Regions from separate parts of the Homo sapiens genome. Here region 1 is linked to region 2. A link is a loop called in an ENCODE intact Hi-C map of the cell type or tissue named here. Cell type or tissue: ovary. All regions are shown on one strand. Links, peaks and the distances in the headings refer to the core of each region. The heading gives the core; the rest is flanking DNA. Region 1 overlaps LOC124906112 (a long non-coding RNA gene). Region 2 overlaps LOC124906112 (a long non-coding RNA gene).

Region 1 (8,349 bases), core at 36-8,035, 67 kb after region 2:
TTTTTTAGAGTGTTGAGTTTTTGTGGGGGCATTTAGTTTCTTATGAATTCACTTGATATTTTTAGGAATTGTCCTTAAGTTTTGTTAGGATAAGTACAGTGTAGCCTTTATGCTAGGGTCAGTTGTGCTCCTTTGGGGGTCTCTACCAAATGCCCTATGGGTTCAGTGAAGCCTTGTCACTCTGTCTGATTGGAACTCAAATGCCTCCTGGCCTTTGTGAGCTCCACTGTTCAGCTCACTAGTAGCTCCACTAGTATTTCTTCCCTGGTCATTCTTTTTTGCTCAGGCTTGTAGAGTCTCTGCATATGTGCAGCTTAATATCTGCCAAAAACTCAGAGAATCCTCTAAGTAAATATTTAGGCCTTTTGCTGTAGCTCCCTCCTTTTTGGCATTCTGCTCTGTAAATTCCAGCCACTCCAAGGGTCCTGAACTCCAATATCTGTCTCTCCAATTCAGCAAGACTGCCGTGCTCTATTCGAGCGCACTCTACCTATGCCACAATCCGCAAAGTGCCTTCAGGCAGGTGATTGTAGGGCTCGCCTAATTTCATTCTCTTTTCTCAAGGATCACAGTCATTTGTCACTTTGGTCCAACATCTGAAAACAGTAATTAATATATTCACCCTGTTTTATAGTTGTTTGAAATGAAAGAGCTAATCTGATGCTAATTATTCCATCGTGGCTTAAGAGTTTTTAGTTTTTAATCATAAATGTGTTTTAAATTTTATTGAATGCATTCTTTTTTACCTGTAAAGGTTATCTTGTGACCTTTCTTCAATTTGTTATGGTGATGAATTAATTACTTTAATAACTTTGTTTAACTTTAATAACTTTTCTAATGATAAAATGTCCTCATATGCCTGGGATAAACCCAACTTGATAATGATTAAAAAAATACTTGCTAGCATTGTTTTGCCAATGTTTTATTTAGGGTGTTCACATACTTAAGAATGAAATCAGCTTATCTATTTTCTTTCTCATGCTGTTTTTTATTTTGGTATCAAAATTACACTAACCTCTTTTTTTTTGCTTTTATTACTACTTTTAATTGACACATAATATTTGTACATACTATGGCACACAATGTGATATTTTTATACATGTATACAATATATAATTATTGAATCAGTATAATTAGCATATCTATCACCCCAAGCATTTATCATTTCTTTATGTTGGGAACATTCAACAATAAATTGTTGTAAATTATAGTCCCTCTGCAATGCTATACAGCACTAGAACTTATTCCTTCTATCTAGCTGTAATTTTGTGTCTGTTAACCAACCTCTGAGTAACCCACTTTTTCTGCAACCCCCAACCATTCCCAGCCTCTAGTAACCACTATTCTAATCTCTACTTCTATGATATCGATTTTTTTAGTTTCCACATACAAGTGAGAACATTTGGTATTTGTCTTTCTGTCCCTGGCTTATTTCACTTACATAATGTTCTCCAGGCTCATCCATGTTGTCACAAATGACAGGATTTCATTCTTTTTTATGGGTGAATAGTATTCTGTTGTATATATATACACCACATTTTCTTCTTTTTTGCAACTTTTATTTTAGATTTATAGGTTACATGTGTACGTTTTTTCCCCCCCGGGTATATTGCATGATGCTAAGGTATTGGGCACAAATGATCCCACCACCCAGGTACTGTGCATAGTACCCAACTGTTAGTTTTCCAACCCCTGCCCCCCCTTCTAGTAGTCCCCAGTTTCTATTGTTGCCATCTTTATGTGCACGAGTACCCAATGTTTAGCTCTCATTTATAAGTGGGAACATGCAGTATTTGGTTTTCTTTTCCTGCGCTAACTGGCTTAGGATAATGGCCTCCGGCTGCATCCATGTTGCTGCAAATGACATGATTTCATTCTTTTTTATGGCTGTGAAGTATTTCATGGTATACATACACCGTATTTTCTTTATCCAGTCGACTGTTGATGGGCACCTAGGTTGATTCCATGTCTTTGCTATTATGAACAGAACTGCGATGAACATGTGAGTGCATGTGTCTTTTTGGCAGAATGATTTGTTTTCTTTTGGCTACATACCCATTAATAGGATTGCTGAGTTGAATATACCACATTTTCTTTATCCATTCATCTGTTGATGTACACAGTTGATTCCATGTCTTGGCCATTGTGAATAGTGCTATGCTAATATTTTATAAGATACAGGGAATGTGTTAGTTTCCTATTGCTTCTGTAGTAATTTACCACAAACTTAATGCCTTAAAGCAACACAGATTAATTATCTTGTAGTTCTCATAGTCAGAAGTACAAAATTAATTTCACTGGCTGAGATTAAGGTGTCATCAGTGCTGTGTTCATTCCAGAGGCTCTCAGAGAGAATCTGTTTCTGTTGCCTTTTTTATCTTCTAGATGCTGTCTGCATTCCTTGGTTCATGGTCCCCTTCCAGACAGCAATCGCATGACTCAGAGCTCTGTTTCTGTGGTCACATCCCCTTCTCTCTGACTCTCCTACTTTCCCTTTACTTAGAAAGACATGTGTGATTACACTGGATCCACCTAAATAATTCAGGATAATTATCCTGGATATCACCCAGGATAACTTAATTATATCTGTGAAGTCCTTTTGCTAAGGCAGATATTCACAGGTTCCAGGAATTAGGATGTAGATATCTTTGCAAGGCCATTATTCTGTCCAGCATAAAAGGGGAGAGCATTTCTCAATTTTCTTCTTTTTAGATCTTACGTAAGATTAGAATTATCTGTTCTTTGACTATCTAACAAAACTTACCTGTAACACTGTATGTGACATTTTTGTGGGTGAATTTAAAAAAGAAACCAGACAAAGTATAAGCATGTGTATATTTTAAAACAACCAAACAATATTATTATTAAGGATGTGATGATTACTTTGCAGTATTTTTTGACCATAAGATATATCCCTCTACCGTCAAAATACGATGCTTTAAATAGCTTTAAATAACTTTTCTCTTTTTAAGAACATATATATATATTCAAATTAAAGTTGTTATGGTTATGACTGAGGTAGATATGCTATCGAGGGCTTCCTCTATATTGCAGCTTTTCAAACTTTTTTTTTTTCCCAGACAGGGTCTCACTCATACTGTCACCCAGGCTGGAGTGCAGTGGCACAATCTCAGCTTACTGCAACTTGTGCCAACCATTTTTGTGATATAAATTGCTAATGTTTTTCCAGATTTATCATTTGTCATTGACTTTGCTTGTGATGTATGTTTTTAGTGGATTTTTTATTAGTTATTTTACTTTGTCATGCGAAGCATTTTTACCTTTTATCTATATGTAATCAAATTTATTAGTCTTTTCCCCTTGTTGATGCTTGTTTTCAAATCATACTTAGAAAGAGTTTTCTCCTTTTCCAAGCTATAAAAGCATTTATGCATATTTTATTCTAGTACTTTTACGGTTTTATTGTTTAGACAAATCTCTGACCCATTTGGAATTTATTCTAGCTTCAGTGTGAAAAATTGATCCAATTTTACCTTTTTCAGTTTAGTTATCACAACTCCTCTTATTTAAAATTTTATCTTTTTTCACTAATTTTACATGTTTTTTGTCATATACTAATTTTTATATGTATTTGAGTCTATTATTGGGTTTTCTATCTGTTCATTGATGTGCCTATCTACTCATGAGCCACCACCTCACAATGTTAAGCACAGGATCATTCCAATCTACTGTAATGTTATGCATGTATTATATTTAGTAGGGATACCCCTCCCCCATCATAGCCTTTCATTCTGAATGTTTTTCTGGCTGTTCTTTCTTCTTATTCCAAATGTACATTATAATCAACTGGAAGCAGCTCCAGACAAAAAATACTCATGGTATCAGTAATTTTATGTGAACTGTACTGAATTTATAAAATTAAAGAAAAATTTACATTTTCTGATGTTGAATCTTCCTATCCAAAAACATGACATGTTTTTCTATTTGCTTATGTCTATATTTTGATCCCTAAGAAAAATGTTATAGTTTTTCTCATGTGTGGTTTGGATATTTCTTGTTATCTATGCTTATCATTGTTTTTGTTTTATTTTCCTTTGCTATTGCAAAATGGAATCCTCTTTCTCATTGTATCCTCTAACTGGTTGTTTATATATATGAAGGTTATCAATTTATGATTGTTGGTTTTCATAATTTGTTACTTTACTAAATTCTTTTATTGTTTGTAATAGTTTTTCCATTGATTCTTTTGAGTTTTCTAGAGAGAGAATCATATTGTCAACAAATAGTTTTACCTCAACCTTTCTAATTCTTATGCCATTAATAGCTTTGCTTGTCTCATTGAATTGTTTATACACATTCTTTAATTTTATTCTTTTCCTTTACCTATGATTGCTGAGTTGAATGATTTGTCCAATGAGTTTTCAAATAAGGTTATAGATTTTGATTACAAATATCTATCTTTATTTCAATTAGATAGAATACAGACCTGATTTTATTATATCAACACTTTTATGCCTATATTTTCTCTCATTTTAAAAAAATAATAAGTGCAAAATTGGTAAACTATGCCAGCAAAACCACGATCACTGCTAAGTAGACAAAGAGCAAATATAGTTAAAATGCTAGTATTGGACAGCAGACAGTACCCCCATGAGGTGATCTCTTATGTGATCTTGTAGCAAAGGCAGACTAGCAAGTAGGAAATGACTCTAAGAATATTAAAAATAATGCAGATAAGTCCAAGTGTTGCAAGAGTTAGAATTTTCACAAGTTGAAGAATAACTGCATTTTCTTTTACACCTGAAAGGTTTCTGGGGCAATCCTCTCCATTAAGATATAAACAGATTATCACAAACTACTAGTGTGGATAATCACATCTTTTTTCTATTAAATGATTCACATGTAGTACTAGTGCATCCTCTCTCTCTAAGCCTTCTTCTATTTCTTCTTTCTACTAGAAGACAGAGGATAGGGCAGCAAAAATATGCTATCCCCTCAAAATATCAATTATACTACTAACTAACTGCTTCTAATTCTTTAGCTGGACTCACTTTCTTTCGCTATCTACCAGTAACAGTCAAGGTAAGATTTCCCATTAGCTTTCAGTTCTGCTACCTAAGCAGAGATGCTTGAAAACTATTGTTTTATTGTGAAGTAAAGTATACCAATAGTGAGAAATACAGTGAGAACGTCATGTCTATTATTCTGTAATTTCATCATCCAAATACAAATATTAACATTTAACATATATTTTCCTATTTTAAAAATATACTGTTTTGCAATGGTGGATTTGCTACCAGAAAGGGGTCCTGATCCAGACCCGAAGAGAGGGTTCTTAGATCTTGTGCAAGAAAGAATTTAGGATAAGTCCACAGAGTAAAGTGAAAGCAAGTTTATTAAGGTAAAGGGGCCGGGCGCAACGGCTTACACCTGTAATCCCAGCACTTTGGGAGGCCGAGGCGGGCAGATCACCTGAGGTCAGCAGTTTGAGACCAGCCTGGCCAATATGGTGAAACCCCGTCTCTACTAAAAATACAAAAATTAGCCAGGCACAGTGGTAGATGCCTGTAATCTCAGCTACTAGGGAGGCTGAGGCAAGAGAATCACTTGAACCTGGGAGGTGGAGGTTGCAGTGAGCCGAGATTGTGCTACTGCACTCCAGCCTGGGAAACAGAGTGAGACTCTGTCTCAGGAAAAAAAAGAAGAAGAAGGAGAAGGAGGAGGAGGAGGAGGAGGAGGAGAAGGAGGAGGAGGAGGAGAAGGAGAAGGAGAAGAAGAGGAAGAGGATGAGGAAGAAGAAAAAAGAATAAAAGAATGAAAAGAATGGCTACTCCATAGACAGAGCAGCAACATGGGCTGAATATACTTAGCGTTATTTCCTAATTAAATGCTAAACAAGGGATGGATTATTCCTCAGTTTTCCAGGAAAGGGGTAGGGAGTTCCCAGAACTGAGGGGTTCCTCCCCTTTTCAGACCATATAGGATAACTTCTGACGTTGCCGTGGCATTAAACTGTCAATGGTGCTGACGGGAGTGACTTCAGCATGCTAATGGGTTATAACGAGCAATGAGGACAACTAGAGTTTGCTTTAGTTGCCATCCTGGTTCTGGTGGGCTTTGCCAGCTTCTTTAGCATATTCCATTTTATCAGCAAGGCCTTTGTGACCTGTATCTTGTGAAACTAGTCCTGCCAACCTCCTGTCTTATCTGGTGACTAAGAAAGCCTAACCTTCTGGGAATGAAGCTCAGCAGGTCTCATCCTCATTTTACCCAGCCCCTATTCAAGATGGAGTCACTCTGGTTCTAACATTTCTGACAGATACACAGGATATACATTTGTCAAATCCATAGAATGTATAACGCTAAAAGTGCATCCTAATGCAAGCTATGGATTTGGGTTGATAATTGTGCATCAATGTAGGTTCCTGTGTTGTAAGAAATGTACCACTGCTGTGTGGGATGTTGATAGTGGTGTTGGCTGTAAGTTGGAGAGCAAGAGATATAAGGGAAATCTCTGTCCTTTCTGCTCAATTTTGCTGTGAACCTAAAATTGGTCTAAAAAATAAAGTCTATTAAATTAAAATTACTGTCGACCGTGGAACAGCACAGGTTTGAATTGTGAGGGTCCACTTATATGCTGAGATTTTTCAGTAACAGTTACATCAAGTATGCCTGCCTTTCCTGCCTCCCCTTTCACCTCTTCCACCTCTTCTGCCTCTGCCACCCCTGAGACAGCAAGACCAACCCTTCTTGTCCTCCTTCTCCACAGCCTACTCAACGTGAAGACAATGAGGATGAAGGCTTTTATGATGACCCACTTCCACTTAGTGAATACTAAATATGTTTTCTCTTCCCTATGATTTTCTTAAGAACATTCTCTTTTCTCCAGCTTATTTTATTGTAAGAATACAGTATTTAATATATATAACATACAAATATGTATTAATCGACTCTTTATGTTATCAGTAAGGCTTCTGGTCAAGAGTAGGCGGTTAATAGTTACATATTGGGGGAGTCAAAGGTTATACACAGGTTTTTGACTGTATGAGGGCTGGTTCCTCTAACCCCAGTGTTGTTCAAGGGTCAACTGTGTGTATATATATATATATAGTCATATATATATATATATATACTCATATATATACTCATATATATATACTCATATATATACACTCATATACATATATGAATTATCTGCTATTTTTATTTAAAAATACTATATATTATATGGTATATTTTATTGATATATATATTTTTTGAGACAGAGTCTCGATCTATCTCCCAGGCTGGAGTGCAATCTCGGCTCACTGCAACCTCTGTCTCCCAGGTTCAAACAATTCTCATGCCTCACCCTCCCAAGTAGTTGGGATTATAGGCATGCACCACCATGCCCAGGTAATTTTTTGAATTTTTACTAGAGATGGAGTTTCATCATGTTGGTCAGGCTGGTTTCAAATTCCTGGCCTCAGGTGATCCACCTGCCTTGGCCTCCCAAAGTGCTGGGATTATAGGCATAAGCCACTGCACCTGGTCTGATACTTTTTAACTTAAATTTTTAAATGTTTTATATTGCAATTGACTGTCCTTATAAGTAAATTTATGACTATTTCCTAGTAAAAATCATAGAAATAAAATATTGGCTCAAAAGAAATGCTCATTTTTAAAACTTTTTTGATACTTATCATCTCTCATAAGGGTATAGTAAACCTTTGATTTGACGTTTGATTGAATGATAACTGGTAGCTTTTTGTGGCGAGGAAGGGAGTGAAGGTTCCGGGCAGCTGGTTTTCACTGGTGACAGCAGTTGATACTAGAGAGAAAAGGGAAGAGTAAAAATTCCTGTTTTTTTTCAAACTACACCCTACCATCTCATCACTCAAAAAGATGTGGCACCTCTCCAAAAGAAAAATCTCCAATGCTACACAGTTGCTGAAATGCCTGTGTTATAAACTTCTCCCCCACTGAGACCCACAGCCAATAGGACTTGTTATTCTATAAGAGAGGATATATTGAAAAAGAAGGCAAGTATGTTCACTTCTGTATGGCAGAAAATTAGACTAATGAATTTCAAAATTTCAGAATGAGGGTCTAATAAATTAGCAGGGGCTTAGTTATCTGTGAACCTGCACGGAGCAGTGGGAGAAGCTGGGCTTTCATCAGACGGAGCCTGGGCTCACTGGACTTGACTCTGACACCCACTGTTTTCTTGTTCTTGGCCACTGGACTCTCCTGAGTCTCAGTGACATCTTCCATTCTAATTGGTTTGTGAGACACGGTGAATATGTGTGTCCAGTGCCTAGTACAATGTCTGGCACATAGTATATGCTCACTAAATATGTGATCCCTCCTCATTTTGTAACAGAATGCCCCAATAACAGAGACTAACTG
Region 2 (8,349 bases), core at 85-8,084:
GCCAATTCTGCTATTATAACATGAAAAGATAATAAATATGTAAACAAATGTGTATGGTTGTGTTTCAATAAAACTTTATTTACAAAAACAGTCAACCAAATTTAACCTGTGGGCTGTAGTTTGCTGAGCCCCTGGTGTGTACCATTTAGAGTATAAGCTACATAAGGACAAATGAATCCTCTAACAAGCAGTTTGCCAATGACTGGTGGGAAAAATAGCTACTGCTATTAAGAACTTACTATGTGCTAGGTATTGTGGTAAGAATATACAATACTGTCTAATGAGGTAGCGACTGGATACCCGTTTTGTGGATTGAAAAACAAGGCTCAGAAAGCTTTAGGAACATATCCAGGATCACACGGCTAAGTAGTGAAATCCTGTGACCTGCCTTTCTGTCCGTGAGGGTGTGGCATGATGGCTACCTGATAGGACTCTAAGGCACTAAGCTGTATTTGTGTCGCACCACTTGTGAAATAACTGGGCTCAGGACCCCAGCCATTGTGCCCTCAATTTCATATAAAAGCTGAGATGCTGAGCAGTCTTGGGGCAGGAGTTGTAGTTGGTGGCCTCTATGCTTTCCCGGAGCTGTGCAGCGAGGTGGCTTGGATGGGTGTGCTTGGGAGCCTCAGTGTCCAGGTTCAGAGCTCAGTCCTGCTTTTTACCAGTGTGTCCGGGCAGGTTGGTTAACATCTCTGGATTTCAGTTTCCTAATTTGCTAAATGGGGATAGTGACCTTACTACCAAGTAGGATTGTTGTATAGATTCAAGGAGTTGATACACATGAAATGATTAGAACAGTGCAAGATCAATGTCATTATTTTAACCCCAAAGATAGGTCATGACAGAAAGAGGTTGCTATACCTGCAGCTGAAAGACAACACCTGAGATGAGAGCAAGCAGGGAAAGGAGGAAAGGAAGGAAGGGAAGAAAAAGAAAAAAACAATGAGAAAGAAGAAGGAAGATACAGAGTAGGAGAAAAATCCATGTGTGACATGAGTGTGGTGAGAGCAGGTGCATTTGAAACGACATTTTGTGCATGTGATAATAATATATGTAAAATGATGAAAGAATGAATCCGTCTAGGACCCAATTACCCCTGGGCATATTTGGTATATTTCTTTCCATGATTTTATAGCTATCTCTTTCCCTTTCTGTGTGCTCTAGAGATCCTTCATATGTTTTCCAGCCTTTCCTTTAATGTTACAACAATAATGACACGTACTCCACTCATGGTGAATGAAGGAGGGCCAGTCCCTTATCTATTTCTGAGAGTCCTTGGGGTAAGGCTGCACATCGCACCAGCCCATCTTGGCTCCTGTCCTCCCCCCTTGCTCTGGACTGCCCTGTCTTCTGACTCAGCACCTCTTGAGGGTCTTCTCCAGGGTCCTGCTGCTTCCTTACACCTGCTCTGCTGAAGAGTGTGGGGACTTGCCCTCCTATTATTCCCCATAGCTCAGCTAGCACAGGCAGTCCTGTTTAACAAACTTATTTTATTTTACTTTAGAGACAGGTTCTCACTCTGTCACCCAGGCTGGAGTGCAGTGGAAGATCATAACTCATTGCAACCTCAAACTCCTGGGCTCAAGTGATCCTCCCACCTCAGCTTCCCAAGTAGCTGAGAACACAGGTGCAAGCCACCATGCCCGGCTAATTTTTTAATTTTTTTGGAGACAGGGTCTCACTATGTTGCCTAGGCTGATCTCAAACTTCTGGGCTCAAGCAATTCTCCCACCTCAGCCTTCCAAAGTGCTGGGATTACAGGTGTGAGCTACTGTGCCTGGCCCTGTTTAACAGGCCTTAAATGTCTTGAGGGTCATACGAGGGAATTTCAGTGTGGGAAAGGGAACTACAACTGGGTATCTGACATTGCTGTGTCTGGTGTTCATCAGCCACACATATCTTACTGGACATCTCTTTTCTGAAATCTCGACTGGTTGCTACTACCAAGGAAATAGTATCAGTAGACAGCATGATGATGACAACCGAGTCAGACTATAAGCTCTGTGAAGGCAGGAATTGTGTCTATGTTGCTTGTTACAGTCTCCCTTCTCCTGGCCCAGTGCTTTGACCCATAATGAGGGCTCCATAAATACTGTGATGTGAATGCATGGAGGAGCTTGCAGAGGTTGACACTGCCAATACAGGTTGACTTTAGTAATATTCAATAGAATACTTTTGACAATTGGCTTTGGATTATTCTGCTACTTCAGAGCTTCCCCAAGGGCAGCTGCCTAGGCATTTTCTCCTCCTCCAAGCTCCTAAGACACACAAGTTTCCACTTTTTCCCTGGAATACAGAAACTGCTGCTGGTGTGTGTGTGTGTGCGCGCACGCCAGCTGTCTAGGCATTTTCTCTCCCCCAAACCCCTAAGACACACAAGTTTCCACTTTTTCCCTGGAATACAGAAACTGCTGCTGGTGTGTGTGTGTGTGTGTGTGTGTGTGTGTGTGTGTGTGTGTGTGTGTGTGTGTGTGTGTGTGTGTGTCTGTGTGTGTTTGAGACAAGGTCTTGCTCTGTCACCCAGGCTGGAGTGCATTGGTATGAACACAGCTCACTGCACCTTGAACTCCTGGGCTCAAACAACCTCCCATCTCAGCCTCCCAAGTAGCTGTGACCACAAGCACATGCTTCCACACTTGGCTAATTTTTAAATATTTTTGTAGAAAAGGGGTCTCGCTATGTTGCTCAGGTTGGTCTCAAACTCCTGGGCTCAAGCAATTCTCCGGCCTCGGCCTTCAAAAGTGCTGGTATTACAGGCGTGAGCCACCACACCTGGTTGACTGCTGCAGTTTTAAAAGTAATATGTTTTTATCTCCAATATGTGTGTGATATATTATTTTACACAGTCAAAGTCATGGTGTATCCATTGTTCTGTATCCTATTTTCACTTCCCCTCTGCCTTTGAAAATATTTGTCAACATAATTTTTAATGGCTGCATAATGTGCCATAGAATATGGTAGATGTATATAGTTTAAAAATCATTCTCTCGTTGCATATTTTGGTGTTATAAACAATGTTACAATTAACATTCTGTCTATGGTTTATACTATTTCCTTCAGAGAGATTTCTAGGAATAAAGTGACTGGATCAAAACATCTGAGTAAATACTTGTAACCTTTTTACCTTTCGTTTTAAAATTGCTGTTCAGAAAGATTGTCCAAATTTAGACTCTCAACATAAGGTATAAATATACTTATTTTATCAAATTATCCCCAGTATTATCATTATTTAAAAATCACTATTAATCTGATAGTTGAAAAATAGAGGCTGGAAATGGGTGGGTGTGCTTGGGAGCCTTAGTGCCTGGGTTCAGAGGTCAGTCCTGCCTATAATCCCTGTCTTTTGGGAGACCAAGTCAGGAGGATCACTTGAGGCCAGGAGTTCAAAACAGCCTGGGCAACATAGCAACATAGGGAGACCTCATCTCTACAAAAGTGTTATTATTATTATTATTATTATTATTAGCTAGGCATGGTGGTGTGTGCCTGTAGTCCTAGCTACATGGGAGGCTGAGGTGGGGGACTCGCTTGAGCCCAAGATTTCAAGGCTACAGTGAGCTATGATCACACCACTGCACTCCAGCCTGGACAAAAGAGCAAGACCCAGTCTCAAAAAACACAACAAAACAACAAAAAATAAAAATAGATTATTAGTGTACAGGTTGAGTATCTTTTATCTGAAATGCTTGGGACCGGAAATATTCTGGATTTTGGATTGTTTTGGATTTTGGAATATTTACAAATACATAATGAGATATCTTGGGGACGGAACCCAAGTCTACACATGAAATTCATTTGTGTTTCATATACACCTTGTACACAGAGCCTGAGCATAGTTTTGTACAATATTTTAAATAATTTTGTGCATGAAACGAACTTTTGACAGTGTTTTCTGGGACCCACCACATGAGGTCAAGTGTGAAATTTTCCACTTGTGGTGTCCTGCCAGCACTCAAAAAGCTTTCGATTTTGGAGCATACAGAATTGTGGATTTTCAGATTAGGGATGCTCAACTTATATTTCACATTACACTTCTTTGATTACTAGTGAATTGAAAGAAATTTAGAAGCCAGGTTAGCAGTTATTGTTTCCAGCAATAATGGGTACTACAATGTTTAACACGTACAAGCTTTCTGTATGTAATTTCCTTTAAGACCTCCCCTTGCTGCTGAACAGAAGGCCATGATGGATTCTGCAGCCCAATCTCTGCCATATGTTTGGTGCTTATTATTAAGCCCAACTACTGAGCAAAGAAAGACGTAATTAGCCTTTTTGGGAATTAATTTAAGCCTTCAGCAGTAAAAAAAAGGCCTAAAGTTGATTTATTTCCCAGAATTTATTTGTATTTGATGTCTTTTTAAGTCTAGGCAGACTAAATGACCAGGCATGGTTTCAGCCTTCTACAAAGGAGTTTCTTGAGTTCTAGGAGACAGTCAAAAATAATTGCCTTAGTGCCTTTGCACATCTCTAAGATACCAGTTGAAGACAAATGATTGAGTTATGTGAAAGGAGAGAACCACTCGGGCACTAACAGAGGCAGCACAAGTTGAATTTATCTTCAATTACCAGCAGGTGAGATGGAGGCACTGAGTTCTGAGTTGAGAGCTGTGGCTCAGCTGAGGGAATTTGGCCTTTGCTGCTAAGGTGAAAATTAGTAGGAGAAGGTGCTCTCTGTAATAAAGATGTTTGTTCCTTCATGGGACTGACTTAATCAAGAAAGTTGCTTCTGTCAGTAATGATCCTAGGCCAGATTTAAATATGTGCTTCCAGAACAAATGCAAGTTGTCTGATTCTAAAGCCATTCTACACATTATTGTGCTCCCAAAGACTTTATTGTTATGCAATGATAGGAAAAGATTTTTACCCCCAGAGCACTTGGAAGCACATTGCAATTCCCAGCCTTACTCTCCACCCAAATTGTTGCCCAGATGATTTTGCTCATTTGGGCCGTTATTCATTGATGGCGCATTTGGAAACAAAATCCTGAGGTTGTCACGGGTCTGCACGTATTTACATAGTTCTCAAATGCCAAAATGATAAACACTGTGCAGATGTTCCATAGGACAGTAACCCAGTCTGCCTTTGGCAGTTTCACACGAGAACGACTAACCACATCAGCTCTGGAAAGAGACACCACAGCATGAGCTCACTGACTTTTCTTTTCATGAAAAAGTCAGGGACCAAGATTAATTAAAACCAGGAGCTTGTTACTTTTAAAGATAGCATAATGATAACCATTCTGAAATGTTCCTCATTCTTGCAACCCCAGCACTTTAGGGGAAGCCAGAAAGTGAGAATATAAAAAATGCCTGATGGAAGTCTGTAGCCAGAGGCCATGCTTATTTGTATGCCCATGCAAATATTTATTGGGCAAATGTAGTTTGTATTGAATGAATAATTTAATGAATATACAAATGAATGAATGATTAGGACAATTTTTTTAGTTCTGCATTGACCCAGTTTATGATGCAGCATGTTAGCTATGCTCCCATGCTCCCAACAGCAGTGCAAGCTCCCATGTATGGAGTATTTATTAGCTGCTCAGCCCTGGGTAGAAAGCTCCCCATGCATGGGGAAATACCTACCTCACAATGACACTATGAAGTAGGTATTTCTTTTCTTTGGTGAAGACCGAAGCTTAGGGAGGAAGATGCAAAATGACAGGACCAGGATTCAAATGCAAGTCTGCTGGATTCCAAAGCCTAGGATTTTAACCTGCATTTGAGATTGCTGCTTACTTCACAAGAGGTCACATTCAGTGAAAGGTCACCATTTTTTCATGATCTCAATTATAATTTTCCTGGCCAATGAATCTGATGATAATAGATTTGGAAGACTTCTGAAAGATCAGCTGGCGCATGCTCCCTCATTTTGCAGGTGGGGAATCTGAGGTTCTGTCCCATGTCTGTGGTCATTCAGCTGACCCATGGAAATGAGATGCAAGCCAGGCACACGTCAGCTAACATTTGATCCAGTACTTTCCCCACCTCATCATGCTGGAGATACAGTGAAAGTAGGAATCATATAACCTAAAGTAATGAATTTGGATAGTTTCATTGTTTCTAAAGATCACTTAAACTGACACCATGGTAGAATGATCCTTGCATACGTAACTCCCACAGTAAAAATAAACATTAAGAGGACAGATGTATGAGAAGTACTTTCACTGGAAAATATCATTAAAATGGTGAGAACATGATGAACTTGCCAATCTTGCAATATCTTCAGCAAATACTTGAATATGGCCTTTAAAAAATTGATGTGTGTGCTGTCTCTAGGTCCTTGAAAAGTGGGAGAAACTGAAGATATGTCACTGGTTAAGGCTAAAAGCAGGAGTGAAGTTAAACATGGATAGTATCAGTCACCAATTCTTGCTCACTTATCACTCTGAACTATTGAAATGAATCTTTTTTTCCCTCCATTCCTTCCCGCCCTACCTCCACTATTCCAACTGAAGCCTTCAATGCCCTTCAGTGGGACCAATGCTACTACTTCCCCATCAAACTCCTTCCCTCTAGTCCTGTTTCTCATGGTTTCTCCTCCCAAATTACCACCACAGTGATTTGTCTAAAACTCAGCCTCATCATGTTTACTCCTCCACTGAAGACCACTGCTGGCTCCCCACTAGTCAAAGCTCTTTGGTACTGCTCCCCCCAACCTTATTTCTTTCCTCTCCTCCCTCTTGCCTTACGTTCCAGTAACACTTATTGTCCTTAAGGACTGTCACCTAGAAATGGCCATGCATAAAATTCTTGGGCAGTTTACCCCCTGCACCCCAAAGTTACAAATTACATGAGAAGATTGGACAGGACCTCCAGGTCTCCTGCCAGCTTCTGATTGTGTGACTAATAGAATCCAAACCTTACAGCCACTAAGATGCTTCAAACTCTCAAATCCCATAAGCTTATGGAAGAGGCATGCAGCTTTAAGAAAAGCTAAGAAGGAATTTTTCAAGGAGGATTAAAAAAGACTTAGTAAATACTCCCCACCTTTAATGCTAAGCCAAATTCATTGTCTGTCTGCTCATGAATCTGCCCACTATATGAGCAAAATGGTGAATAACCCACGGGCAAGTGCTTGCGGAAACAATGTAGAAACTGTGGTGGTTATTAGGTTTACCTGTGTAGAAAGCTCTCCTACCTAGAGTTGCCAGGTTAAATTACGATGTATTTTTATTTATTAAGTCTGGCAACCCTATTCCTCATCTACTTCCTTTTTTTTTTTTTTTTTTTTGGCTAACAGATACCATCTCCCTGGCCACAGGACTAAATATGTGACCAATTCTCATTCTAATAGAGACTGGTCCACATCATACAACCCAACCAGGGCCAGAGTCATTTCTTGGGGTGGAAATATGCCCTTTGGGCTGTGGTTTCTAACATGAGGTTTGTGGCAGCCACACTCTTTGTTATAAAATCCTGAGACCAAAAAAGCAAAGAGAAGCTGAGATAGCAGTGAACAAAATAGACAGTTCTCTGTAGCTTTGAGTCCCCAGTTAGAGTTTCTGAGATCCTGGTTCCTGAAGCTTTTCCTCTAGTGCAGTGTGCACCCCTTGACAGTTATAGGAACTGGTAAATTCTTTTTGCCCCATTAATCTAATCTGACTTAGATTTCTGTTACTTGATCCTGAAAGAGCTCCTGACTCATATAGAGGGAATTCTGGTTCCAGGCTTTATCTTTTTCTTAAGTAACATGGTGGATTAGGGAGAGTACACAGGAGACAGTGGCTTGATGTTGTGAGCACAGTCTACCCCTACTATCCACTGGCAGATTTAAAAGTCATTTATGGCAAACATTGAATCCCAGCCTTCTTTTTCTCTGTTTTTGGATTGTCTTCTTTCCAGTTCCTTAGATCATACAATCAAAGGCCTTCATTTTACAGATGAAAAATCATAAACAAGAAGTTAAACAACTTGTCTTAGCTCATATGGCTAAAACCCAGGTTTTGAATCAATTATTATTGAGGTTATGAAAATTAATTTAATATGCTCTTAAAATAATAAAAAATGAGAAAGACAACTTTTTGCCTAAAAATCAAATGTGGTCAATAGGGAAATGTAAATGCTTATATTGCTTTTATGATTATTGATTGTAGCAAATCACAGAGTGGAAGGATTGATTGTCTCTTAGTCATTCTCTTGGCAGTTATGTCTGTGATCATCTGATTTCTTCTGCTACCAGACCCTGCTTCTTGGTGACTGGGCTGACAACATGACCCAGCTTGGTCAGTCATAGAAACTCTATCTTCCTGACCACAGAGATCAGTCCAGAAATGGGTGGGTCATTGCCTCAGAATGAACCAATGACTAAAGGGCAGTATAAGTACTCTCCTTTCCTGAGATTTTCTTT

What was found. A loop is a pair of places that touch in the nucleus more often than their neighbours do. Peaks named below come from ENCODE experiments on the same cell type or tissue, not always from the same donor. Only the 100,000 strongest peaks of a DNase experiment are listed, where the experiment ranks them.
Region 1: it touches region 2 in a loop (2.7-fold over the local background); 1 of 110 quality-filtered maps calls a loop at or near these places.

What each region holds. Positions count from the first base shown.
Region 1 is chr2:200,101,792-200,110,140 of GRCh38, forward strand. The region is part of intron 1 of LOC124906112 (a long non-coding RNA gene); the gene reads right to left. Among named protein-coding and RNA genes, the nearest start is that of MAIP1, 150 kb to the left of the region's middle. In ovary, for the core only: no CTCF peak of the experiment used is centred there; no DNase peak of the experiment used is centred there.
Region 2 is chr2:200,034,926-200,043,274 of GRCh38, forward strand. All of the region lies in intron 1 of LOC124906112 (a long non-coding RNA gene), which reads right to left. Among named protein-coding and RNA genes, the nearest start is that of MAIP1, 84 kb to the left of the region's middle. In ovary, for the core only: no CTCF peak of the experiment used is centred there; a DNase peak (open chromatin) is centred at 5,045.